Linked DNA regions of Mus musculus: region 2 is linked to region 1. A link is a contact called in ENCODE POLR2A ChIA-PET data. All regions are on one chromosome and are shown on one strand. Each heading gives the region's core, a stretch centred on a gene start or an enhancer-like site at or near the end of the contact. The rest is flanking DNA. Distances are from core to core; before and after follow the strand shown. Region 1 holds the start of Id2 (inhibitor of DNA binding 2). Region 2 holds the start of Rrm2 (ribonucleotide reductase M2).

What was found. ChIA-PET counts read pairs that join two places held with the same protein, here RNA polymerase II (POLR2A).
Region 2: POLR2A ChIA-PET joins it to region 1 with 12 read pairs in embryonic stem cell. The contact joins the promoter of Rrm2 here to the promoter of Id2 in region 1. POLR2A ChIA-PET finds 5 or more read pairs at or near these places in 2 of 5 experiments (Patski and embryonic stem cell).

Annotation. Positions count from the first base shown.
Region 1 is chr12:25,093,824-25,100,357 of GRCm38, reverse strand. It overlaps Id2 (inhibitor of DNA binding 2), which reads left to right and starts at 4,266. Exons shown (of 3, transcript NM_010496.3): 1 at 4,266-4,695; 2 at 4,984-5,047; 3 at 5,782-6,534. The coding sequence starts at 4,348. The coding sequence ends at 5,040.
Region 2 is chr12:24,704,945-24,711,412 of GRCm38, reverse strand. Rrm2 (ribonucleotide reductase M2) reads right to left here and starts at 3,159. Exons shown (of 10, transcript NM_009104.2): 1 at 2,968-3,159; 2 at 2,779-2,853; 3 at 2,328-2,474; 4 at 1,972-2,088; 5 at 923-1,056. The coding sequence starts at 3,066.

The DNA of each region.
Region 1 (6,534 bases), core at 3,017-5,516:
GCTAAGGTCGGAATTGTGGCGAGCGAGGCAAGGGCGGGCCAACTTAAGGCTAAGCCATTGTAGTAGCTGCGGCGCTTCGCTAATGCCATTTATTAGCTGAGTGTGACACGAAGTGTACGAGTCTTCAAAAAATTTACCCCAAAGAGAAAAACAAACATCGTCTTGTTTGCTTTTCGTGGCTTTGCTCCTTTTCCTTCAGTCCAAGCCTTCCTCATCTAAGGCCTTTTTAAACCCAAATTCGGTTTATCTGGTTTCAGGATAAGGGCTCCCTCTTGCCAAGGTATTAAATAAACACGAAAAGCAAAAACTCGAATCCTTATACAACCCAGATGCTGTTTCCTCGAAAACCACAACAAACTCGGATAAGCCAGATAACCGCGCTGGCGGGTTGTGCGCCGCAACCCCTCCCCCAAGTCCCCAGCACTCCCACCCTCACCCTTGGGTTTTAGGGCCGGCAGAGGGTGATTCTGCAGGACAGGCGATGAAAAACTGCCGCCAACACTCTCAGCGGTGGATGAGCACCCTTGAAGGATCCCGGTGCCATAAACTATCCGGAAATGTTGGCATCTGGTTCCTAAAAGGGAGCTTTCCCCTTAAGATAAACCGGGACAGAGAAGGTATCTGCGTTTCCAGGCTGACTTACAAGTTTCTGGACTCTAGGTGATGTCAGAAGAAAACTCAGCACTATGAGGGGGCTAGGCCTGCCCCCCCGCCCCCCCCCCGCCGCTGTTGTAGCGGAAATGAGCACGCAGTTGCGGGAGCTGCACGCTGAGTCTCAGAGAGGCCAGAAGACCGGGGCAGCAATGCATCCCACCATCTCTCAGGGTGGGGGTGGGGCCGCTCTGGAAAAGTCTGCTGCTCTTTGCATAACCACTAAGGGTTCCTAAGAGGATGTCAGTAGAACGCGGCGCGGGGTGGGGGTGGGCGGGTCGAGGATAAGGGTCCTTCAAAGATTTTTTTTTCCTTTTGGAGTCAAAGCCATCCAGGCGAAAAACAAGAAGATCCAGAGGAATAATTAAATCTTGTCCTGCGATGAGACAGTGACCTCCTTTGCATTCACTTCTACCCTCCCGCCAGCTCCACGCCTCTGTTGCAAAAACAAATGAAATAAAGCAAAACCTTTTGCTTTGGCAAGGTCTAAGCCACATTACACCCCCCGTGCCCCCCTTCTGCCAAGGAAGAGTTCTTTTCTTCTCCCTCTCCAGACCTTTTTTTTTTCCTCTCTTACCCCCCCCCCTTTTTTTTCCCTGTTCTTTTCTTCTTGGTCTTCCTTCTTCCCCCAAATCACTCGAAACTTAAGACGTGCAGAGGCTGCAGGTGCGCGCAGGCTGACGGCCCGGTCAGGGCGAGCCTGGGACCGCCGGGCCTTGCAGGCATTGATCAGCTGGGCGCGCGCGCTGAGTGACGGCGCGGTTGCTATGGCAGCCGCCTGAGCGGCGCCGCGAGGACAAGGCTGCAGGGCGGCGTGAATGGGCGGCGTCACGCGCCTGGCGCCAGAGAGTCTGCTCCGGGGCTCCGGCTCCGGCCCCGCCGCGGCCTGGCCTGCGCGCCGCTGCCGCCGCCGCTGCTGCCAATTCATCACCTGTCAGGGATCACTCGGGGGGTCACGGGCGGAATGGACACAGCTGTGAGAACAAAACCGAGGGGAAGAAAGGCGAGAGCTCCCAATTGCGCCAGATGTGCAGAGAAGACCTTGAGACTCGCCCGCGCCGAGCCGGCTCCTCCCGCCCTCGTGGCATCACGCGGGGATAGTAGCCAAGGTGGCTGAGCAGGAACCTGCTTCTGATTACCGCGCGTGGCCTGGACACGGTGGGGGATCTGGGGGCCTGGTAGCAGGGCTCGGGCAACTCCAAGCGGGTCTGTTGCTTTAAATGGGGGGCGTCCCAGTAGGTAGCTGGGGTGGCCAATATCTACACACACACACACACACACACACACACACACACACACACACACACACCCGCCGGAAGCCCTTCACACCTTCCCACCACCCACGGATCCCGCCCTTACTGCAGCTGGGCACGTCCTGCAGCTGGGGCCATTTGAACTCCAGGGTTCTCTGATGAAAATCCACATCCACACCAATGGACAGATTTTTATATGCCATTATAAGCTGCCCCAAAAGGGGCTCCCACCAAATCCCCAGACCCAGACCATAATTTTAAGAAATGTCAGCCCGGGCTTGCTGTGACAGACTTACTGGTAACTCGGTCCTCTTCAGTCATTAACTTAAACAGTTTCACAATCCCCTTAAAAATGATCTTTAAATGAATGCAAAAACTGGGTAGTGTGCCAACAGAATCGGATTCAGCGCAGCTCGGCAGACTGGACTCTGGCATGGCAGCCAGAGAAAGAAACGCCAGAAAACTTTCACCATATTTAGCAATTTTACTATATCAGGGTACAGGAATGGTCTTGGGAGAAGGCGCTCATGCGTGGTCGCTGCCAGTGTGTGGAGCGATGCTGCACAGCGCTCATTATCATCCAGCCCAGGGCCTTTCTGTTGGGATAATGAGGCTGGCACGGGTGCTAACATACGGTGTCCTTGGAAAAAGCTAAGAATGCGTCAGTACCGCAGAGATGCAATGTCCAAGAATCATAAGTAATAATTTGAGAATCCCAGAGATGTTTGTTTACATTGGCTATTATTGTAAAATACTCAGAGTATAACATCATGAACCAAAAGTGTCAAAACAAAATCTGTTCCGCTGTGGCACGTATGTGACAGAAACACATGCACACAAAGTACATCAAGAGGCTCGAACTGTTGGGGGGGGGGGGGACTCAGATAGTAAATCACTTCCAGGCTTAATAACAGAGGCGAGTCGTCAATCGAACACTGTCGCTGAGTCGCAGGAGGCATTGCAAGCCTTGCCTTGCGCAGATTTTCCTGCAGGGCAGAGTCCTTCTGCAGTCTCCAAACTGAGATGGACGGATTTTACCGCCTCTACATCACCGGACTCTGCCTCCTTAGAGAGAAGCCCTGGGGCACATGGCTGTCACGTGGAGGTCAGAGACCGCCTGGCCCACCAGCTGAGGAATTAATCATTAATTGAAGGGAAAATACTGTTTCTCCACACAGAGCTTTGCCTGGATTCTGCATTCTTCCTCTTTATTGCATTCAGAGGATGTGGGGGATTCAGACCAAAAACCCTTTCTTGGGCTTAACATAAATATTTTTTTTCCTTTAATACACGACTAATATATGGTAGTCTTCAGCAAAACAAGAATTCAGAATTAAAGCATTGGAGTCAAGAGCTCTAAACTTTTTCAAAATGTGGCTGCATCTAGGAAGGGTGCTGAAAGATTCCAAACCTCGTACGTAACAGAATTTTCTTTTAAAAACAGCGATAAGCTGTCAGTCAATAGCTAGGACCACCTACCTGACAAAGAGCTTCCCAAGAGCTCTAAGTGTTGGAATGTGACACCAGAAATCACGATTTGTGCATAATTAATCGCATCACTTTGCCACCTACACTGAAGGGCACAGACCAAGGGCAGTGTATGTAAATGTAGTTCCAGTGTGCAAACCCCACTAATGACCTTCGATTAATGGAGTCATTATAGTAACCCTGCCTCATTCTTGGGGGTGGGGGGAGTTCCGAATGCACCGGGTCCCTCGGGGCTCCTCTGCGGTCTGAGGGAGACCGCACAGTGTTCCTACAATTCGTGTCACTGAGTTTCCGAGAAGGCCTCCCGCGTTGCTCCAAGTTGCAAAGCTTCACGCTAAACCTGTCGTGGACGTGTATGTGGGTAGGTTCCCCCCCCCTCCCCAAATAGCTTTCCTTTATCTTAAAAGAAGGAACACTACAAATGTGACTTCCCAAAAGCGCGCTTCTTTTCCCTTCTGCCACGGTCGCTGTCTTCCCTAACGCTAGCGACCTGTGACTTCCCGTCTGCTGTGCGGAGAGAGTGGGGCTGCTGGAAGTCCTGGGGGCGGGTATAGCTAGCTCCGGGCACACCCCCGGGGCAGGGGTCCTGCCAGCTCTGGGAATTGGAATAAGGCGGGCACAATTGCACACTCAGGCCCCCTGGGCGCCCAGCGCACACTGTACTCAATTTGCCACCCCAGCTGGGCTCTCGCCCGCTCCTCCCACCCTACAGGCATTGGCTGCGAACGCGGAAGAACCGAGAGCTCATACTCACCAATGGGAGAATTCGCCTGGTATGATGGACGGGAGCCCTTCCACCAATGGCAATTCAGGGATGCCCGATTGAGCGGCCAGGGCGAGTGCACATAAAAGACGCCCCGCCCGGCTCGCGCTTCATTCTGAACCGAGCCTGGTGCCGCGCAGTCAGCTCAGCCCCCTGTGGCGGCTCCCTCCCGGTCTTCCTCCTACGAGCAGCATGAAAGCCTTCAGTCCGGTGAGGTCCGTTAGGAAAAACAGCCTGTCGGACCACAGCTTGGGCATCTCCCGGAGCAAAACCCCGGTGGACGACCCGATGAGTCTGCTCTACAACATGAACGACTGCTACTCCAAGCTCAAGGAACTGGTGCCCAGCATCCCCCAGAACAAGAAGGTGACCAAGATGGAAATCCTGCAGCACGTCATCGATTACATCTTGGACCTGCAGATCGCCCTGGACTCGCATCCCACTATCGTCAGCCTGCATCACCAGAGACCTGGACAGAACCAGGCGTCCAGGACGCCGCTGACCACCCTGAACACGGACATCAGCATCCTGTCCTTGCAGGTGAGACTAGCTTGCAAGTACGCCACTGCCCAGACGCTCCGGGTCTCCCGAGCTGTCACTCTTAAAGCCCATCGTAGAGACAGGTTCATTAACTTTATTTTTGAGGAAACTGTATATTGAGCGTCATGTGAAATCGCTACTTATAAGTTCTGTGTGGGTTGCATCTGGATCTGCGCTGTAGCATGATCCTGTTTCATGGGACTTGTTGGCACTTTTGTGAAAGGAGGAGGGGGGCTACCTTCCTTTAAGATTACCTAATATCCTGCCTTTTATCCTCTTTCTCCCCAGGCATCTGAATTCCCTTCTGAGCTTATGTCGAATGATAGCAAAGTACTCTGTGGCTAAATAAATGGTGAGTGTTGCGGGTGCCTCCTGTGTGCGCGTTTCGGTAATGTGCTTGTGTGTCTGTTAAATGTTTGGTTTGGTAAATGCATGCTTACTTCACTGTGTTACGGGTGCCGCTTGACTTACCACATAGGCATGAAGGGGCTTGTAGCTGTGGTTGCTCAGGACTACAGAACAGTTGCCTTTACAAAAACAGAAAAGAAAGAAAAAAAAGAAAGAAAAGAAATGCCAGTAACTTACTATGAAGGTGTCAGGACCAAGTGTGGCTGACTTTTATGAGCCCAGTGGCGGTACACTGAGGTGGTAACCTCAGCTGTAATTAATCTTATCGCCACAAATTCCATAGTGATTCTCTTTTCCCAAAACTGTAGTCCTCTGAGATTTCTCTGGCTAGCTGAAGACGGCTACCCCGAGCCTTACCCCTGTGCTCTGGGATCCAGATTTCCATATCTGTTAACTAAAGGGCTGTTTTCAATCAAATAATTGTTACAAGAAGCAGACTGGCGCCTGTGAGCGGGCTGTTAGAGATCCAAATAGGAGACTGGGTTTGGGAAGTTTTCCCCTGGAGTCTCCGCTATTTTCATGTTTAATTTGTGCTGCTGGGGCCGGGTATGTGTGCCGCATCTGGACGCCAGGGTTTGGTTAAATGCTCAAACTGTGGCTTCCTCGGCGCCAGGCTCGCCCGCCTCTGCCCTTAGGTTACATTCTCCTAAACTGCCTTTCTCTCCCAATCTTTTGCAGGCATTTGGGGACTTTTTTTTTTCTTTTTACTTTCTCTTTTTCTTTTGCACAAGAAGAAGTCTACAAGATCTTTTAAGACTTTTGTTATCAGCCATTTCACCAGGAGAACACGTTGAATGGACCTTTTTAAAAAGAAAGCGGAAGGAAAACTAAGGATGATCGTCTTGCCCAGGTGTCGTTCTCCGGCCTGGACTGTGATACCGTTATTTATGAGAGACTTTCAGTGCCCTTTCTACAGTTGGAAGGTTTTCTTTATATACTATTCCCACCATGGGGAGCGAAAACGTTAAAAAAAAAAGAAAAAAATCACAAGGAATTGCCCAATGTAAGCAGACTTTGCCTTTTCACAAAGGTGGAGCGTGAATACCAGAAGGACCCAGTATTCGGTTACTTAAATGAAGTCTTCGGTCAGAAATGGCCTTTTTGACACGAGCCTACTGAATGCTGTGTATATATTTATATATAAATATATATATATTGAGTGAACCTTGTGGACTCTTTAATTAGAGTTTTCTTGTATAGTGGCAGAAATAACCTATTTCTGCATTAAAATGTAATGACGTACTTATGCTAAACTTTTTATAAAAGTTTAGTTGTAAACTTAACCCTTTTATACAAAATAAATCAAGTGTGTTTATTGAATGTTGATTGCTTGCTTTATTTCAGACAACCAGTGCTTTGATTTTTTTTATGCTATGTTATAACTGAACCCAAATAAATACCAGTTCAAATTTATGTAGACTGTATTAAGAT
Region 2 (6,468 bases), core at 1,910-4,409, 390 kb after region 1:
CAGAGCCCTGGCAACACAACAGGCACAGCGTAGGCCTGATTCATTACTTCCACGTCTGCTTCCCATCCTGGCACTCACTGCCACCATAACCCTACCAGTCCTTCCCAGTCTCCCTCCATAACACAAACGCCTTCTTAATTTTTCTATAATGTCCTAGCAGAGCAATGTCAGCTAAACTGGTCTAAAATAAACCTTTTGACTCAATATTGTCTAAAGCAATTCCCCTCACCTCCACTTTGGTTTCATACTCATTCATAGCCACGTCTTTAAATTTAATTGTTTTTGGTTTTTTTTGGTTTTGGTTTTGAGACAGGGTCTCTCTGTGTAGCCCTGGCTGTCCTGGAACTCACTCTGTAGACCAGGCTGGCCTCAAACTCAGAAATCTGCCTGCCTCTGCCTCCCAAGTGCTGGGGTTAAAGGTGTGCGCCACCACCGCCCGGCTTTAAACTTAACTTTTAATGTATGTTTTGCCTTAACGTGTCAGACACCTTATGTGTGATGCCCATGGAGGCCAGAAGAGGGCACCACTTCCCTGTGACTGGACTTACAGCCTTGTGAGGTGTCCCGTGGGAGCTAAGAACTAAAACTGGTAAGCAGTAAACCATACTTTGCAGGAGCCACAGTGCCTTCTAAACCTCAGTGGTCATCTCTCCAGCCCCTGGGGTTGGTTTTGTTTTTGACACAGTATGCAGTCTGACTAGCCTTTGACTTCTTGACAATGCTGCTGCACTGATCTCTGGGAGCTGGAAATAGACACAAGCTACCACACACAAAAGCTGGAGGCAGTCTTGACTAAGGGTCATAGAAACATCTACTGACAGTCCGCTTGTCATTCTGCTCATTTCCCCTTTATGAGCAAAAATACTGGAAATAAAGCAGTGAGTGAGTCCCAGGCACCTTGGCAGAGTGTGTGGATACTCACCTTTCCTTGGGATCTTTAATGTAAGTGTCAATAAGGAGACTGTACATTTCAGAGTGTATGTTTTCCATGGCAATTTGGAAGCCATAGAAACAGCGGGCCTCTGTAACTTGAACTTCTTGGCTAAATCGCTCCACCTAGTGGTAGTAAAATGAGCCAAAGTTAAATTTGAAGAACTACTGGTTGCTTCACTTTCTCCACACTACCAGTAGAGTGGCCCGGCCTGCTGGGATTGTTCCTAGGCCTGCAGCAACAGTGAAGGGGGAATCTGAGTAAGAGGCCATTTTGGTGTACTTACTGAATTCTATTCTAGGCCAGCCAGGATTACTGTGAGACCTTGCTTCAAAAATGTAAGTAAAACAAAACAAAAAACCCAGGTATATATTTAATACAGTTTAATCCTATATTTTTATTAGTTCTTCATGATTTGCAAGCAAGCTCATTATTTCACGTCATACGCTCAATTTACCAATTAGGAAACACATAACTCCTAGTTTGCCATTTATTTTAACAAAACTATCATGTGCTCCTAACCTCTGTGGCACACACCAGGCCCCACAGGGTTTCTTTTAACACTGTTATTCCCTAATTCTGTTTCAGTTCATTCCAAGGACCCACTTAGAGTTAAGAAGTATACAACCAAAGTCTTATAGAAATCCACAAAAAGTTAAGCATGTAGGTACAAAGAGAAAAACTCACTACTGCTCCTTAGCAGAGGGAAAGACTAACATGATGAACGTTAACATAACATTCATAGCTCTTAAAAAGTTTGTTTTGCTTGTGCTTGCCTGGGAATGGGTCCGTGCATGTATAGGCAAGTGCCCAAGGTCAGAGTTGCCTTGGTGAGAGGAGCTCACCAGCAGATGGGAAGCAGTCCAACAGGGGTAACTCATAACAGAACCTGGGTCTTCCGCCCAAGCAGGAAGTGTGTTAACCAGAGCGGAGACTGGAGTCAGTCATCTATCCCTCCAGCCCCGCTTCAGGGCAAAAGATAGAGAGCCAGGAACCAGTTCTGGATCTAAGTGAATTATGGGTATTTCATGCCAACTCACCAAGTTCTCATTGACTATGCCATCACTCGCTGCAAAGAAAGCCAGAACGTGAGATATAAAATGTCTCTCATCGGGTTTCAGAGCTTCCCAGTGCTGAATATCCTTGGAAAGGTCCACCTGAAGTTTAGAAGTTCACGATTAGCAGGTCTGTAGGTCTCTCTCTCTTTCTCTCTCTCATACACACACACTTTAAAACTGAAGTCCCCCAAACCATCTCATTACCGAATTCTTCACATCCATTATTCCCTTTGTTTCAGGGAACACCCAATATCTCAGTGAGCTACCATTCCCAAGGGCAAAAAGTTGTGACGGCCATGCGGGAGCCTTCTGACACACAGCAAGTCCTGAACGATTACCTCCTCGGCAGTCCAAAAGGAGGCCTCGGCTTTCTTGTACATCTGCCAGATATCATGGTACTCGATGGGAAAGACAACGAAGCGGCGGGGGTTTTCTCTCAGTAACGGCTCATCCTCAACGCTGGGGTTAGTAGGCGCTTTACTTTCCTGTTGGATGAGAGAGAGTGCCAAGTGAACCAACCCCCAAATGCCAACCGAACCGCAGGAAACTGCTAGCCAGTGTCTCATCAGATCGAGTACTTTCAACGATTGGTAATCTCGTGTGCTTAGCTGTCACGCTGCACTCTACTATTACCATAGGCCGACCCGAGTAGGACATTCTGAGGAGACACTTTGGCGGGAAAGAAGAGTCAAATAATTCAGCTGGGACAATGCAGATTTAGCGCCAACGAGCGGGCGCCCTCTACTGGGAGCCTAAGCGACCCACCTCAGCCCCACACGGGCCACTCACCAGCTCGGCGGAGTCCTGGAAGATTCTCCTCGCAGCTTTGCTGGCCAGGACGCGGGTGCTGCTGAGAGTCGGGGGCTGTAGGGGGACACGCGTGGTGAATGGCGGTAGGCACCCTCCACCCTCCCGGGTCCGGGAACCCACGACCTGCCAGTGCACATCCAACCCAGCCGGCACCTGGGCCGCCCTCACCGTGTTCTCCTTGTCAGCCAGGGTGAGTCGCTTCAGCGGCGACAACTGCAGCTGCTGCTGGTCAGCGATGGTGGCGAGCGGGGTGCGGACGGAGAGCATGGCGAACGAGGGCAGCGGCGGAGACGGCGAGGAGCAGGCGAAAACAGCTGGAATCCGGTGCACCGCCGACTGCCAGCGCCCGCGCCCTTTAAAGAGCCACCCAACCGCGCGCTCCGAGGGGGCGTGGCCTCGCCTCCCATTGGACGCCGCTGACCCCGCTCGCCGCCCAGCGCGGGAGATTTGAGTTGCGCCGCAGGCCTTCCGCACAAAGACCTTTAAGGAGCCTGCGCCGGCCGGGTGCGCGGGCGCTCGCGGGGCCGGAACCGGTTAGGATTGCGAGAGCCTTGGGGATTGAGCGCGCAGGGGGTCGCCGGGCGGGCGTTGCCGCTGAGGTTGGTGCCAAGGGTGGAGTGACGCTGCTGGCCTCTGGGACACGTCGCCTTGACTGTCTTCATGTCCCAAGTAGAGGGGTGCGGGGGACCCTGGTTTCTTAAAGAGATTCGGGGTCCCGAGCAATCGCACCGGCCTTGTGGGATTAAGGGGGTCCTCAAACTAGGGTTCCCTAAAAAGCTGTCTTCAAACTCATGAAGGGGTACGGATGCAGCCTTGGGTTCCTTTTCTACCCTGCCCCTCCTGTCAGACCCCTGTCCCCTCTGTCCCAATTAGTTTAAAAGCTGCCAGACGATTACAAATTCCAGGAAGCTCACAGGATGGTGACGAGTCATACATTCATTTTACGACTCTGGGCGTCCAGTAGTCTAAAGACGAATCTGCAAATTCCTGTGGTGAGGGTGGAGACAAGAACTCAAGTTTCCATCTTTCTGATTTGCCCTACGGGGTCCAAGATACCAGAGATAAAGCGCTGAGATGGGACACTGAGATCCCGGGGAAAAACGTGGAACCTGGGAAGGCTCCACTGACTCTCCCAGGTCAAATATTTTAAAAGAGGACGAGGGGAGGCTCCCCTCTGCTTGTGTCCTAAGTTCTCTCACTGTAGATGCTGTAAAAAATCTCTGAACACCATGTGGCAGCTCAAAGTTAAAGCAGGCGGCATCCACCGCTGCACAATTTATTGATGCTGGGGACAAAACCCAGGACTTCTTCCATGCTAAGCTAACTGGGCCATATCGATAAATATTTTAAATCACCTCTAGCAAAATTGTCAGTTCTTTTTTTTAACATATAATTTCTAATTCACATTCCATTCCTCCGTTATCCGAGGGGTTTGCCTTTGGCTCCTCTAGCTCCTGGTGTACTCAGTACAAATGAGGTCTGGCTACTAAAATAACACTCGACCACTGAGGGAAGGAGAAGGTCGCCGCCATTCTCTTCTCCCTGCTCACAACCTCCTCCAAACGCCTCTTCCTCCCGCCAAGCAGGCTGAGCTTAGTGGGCAGCCCCGCCTAGGTTCCCCTGTACCGGGACCTGTCAGGAGCTGAGCGCTTTTGCTTCTGGCGCGGTTTTTAACCTCTGCTCTGTGATTGGTTGGTTCAACTTCAAGATTCCCAGCCCCACCGGCCCGCGCGCGCTGCGGTCACTCAAGGGCAAGTCCGCTTTCAGGTGACCTTAGATGTGGAAACCGAGTCCCCGCAGGCATCCAGCGTTTCCCCGCCAAATCCTCTCAGCTGTCAGCACTCACAGTCCCTGTACAGCTTGATCATCATATACATGTTTAATCCAGATGGAAAGGGAAAACGGGTATTTTTAGGCCTGTTTTATAGGTAACTGAAGTAAAGGCCTGAGGGACCTGGAAACTACCCAAGGTCCCACAACTTTAGACCCTTGCTAACTCCTTTTCTTTCTTCTTTTTAAATTAATTTTGTGTGAGACGAGGGTGTAGTGCGAAGGTCAGAGGCCCACTTATGGAAGTTGGTTCTCTTGTATTCTGTGGGGTCACAGGGGTGGAATTTATGAGGTTAGGGTTGGCTGCTGAGACATCTTGTCAGACACTCGCACCTTTTTATTAGTAATGTTCCCAACATACGGAAAAACCGAGCAGGGCATGATGGCCCTGGTCTTTAATCTTAGCATCTGTGAGGCAGAAGCTGGCAGATCTTTTGAGTTTGAGGCCACCCTGGTCTATATAAATGAGTTCCAGGACAGCCAGGACTACATATATCCCAAAAAATATAAAAAAGAAAGCAAGGAAAAGAGAACTCCCCAGGGTTCGCCCACCAGTGTCCATTTGCTGTCTCCAACTTGCAGTTGCTTCACTCCCTTCTACACATGTGCGAAATTCATTGCTTTCTTCCCAGTACTTGAAAGTGACCTGTGCCCGAGGTGGTGGCACTTGCTCTTAATCCCAGCAATTAGGAATGTTCCCAGCGTACAGAAAGAGTAAACAGCAGGCGCCACGCCTCTCGACTCAGCACTAGCAGGCAGAAGCAAGTCATGATTTGGAGGCCAGCCTGGTCTACATAGTGAGCTCCAGGTCATCTGAGGCTGTATAATGAGACTTGGCCTCCAAATAAATCAATAAATAAGAAAGAATTTAGGAAGCAGAATAGTTGGCTTGGGTAGTTGAGAAAAACTTGCTCCCTCAAAGGTTCCTATCACCCACTTGATGGCTCACAACCATCCAAAATTGTAGTTCCAGGAGACCCAACATCATTTTCCTAGGGCACCACCACACATTATTAAGATAACGATCCATGGCCAGAGTGACTAACAGTCCAAGGCTGAACACGTGGGGCGGACGTGCTTGCAGGGGTGCTCTCTGTGCAAGCCTCTGTGGTTCTGGCGGCACTCGCTGTACCAGCCCCAGCCCTTCCTTCTTAACCTCCTGGCTTTATTGACTGGTTAGGGCTGACACAAGCAGCCCCAGTTTGATCTTGGCAACTTGCATTCCTTTCACAACTGAATAGTATTATATGATACTGAGAAACGTTAGTTAGGTATAAATACGGCGCTGGGATGTTAGAGAACAGCTTTAGTTTTAGGGTCAGCTGTTCAAACGCTGAGTAGTGAGAAGGTATCATCTACAATTTGCTTTTTTTTTTTTTTCTTAAAAAAAAACAAAACAAAACAGCATCTTACTATGTTGCCCTGGCTAGCCTAGAATTCATTGTATAGACCAGGCTGACCTTGAGCTCACAGAGGTCTGCTTATCTCTGACTCCTGGGATCAAAGGTACACCACCAAGTCCAGCTTACAGACCATTTACTTTGTATTTTGTTTTATTTTATTTTGTGTGTATGAGAGTTTTGCCTGCCTGTATGTATGTCTGAAGAGGCCAGAAGAAGGTGTTGGGTCCTCTGGAACTGGAGTTAACATGTTGGTACTGAGAACTGAACCCAAGTCCTCTGCAAGAACATCCTGTGTTCTTAACTGCTGAGTCATCTCTCTAGGCTCAACTTTGGCTTTTTTTTTTTTTTTTTAATTCTTTGTTTATTTACTCATAAGACAGGGTCTTATGAATCTCAGGCTGGCCTTCAACTCAGCATTGTAGTTGGGGATGGCCCT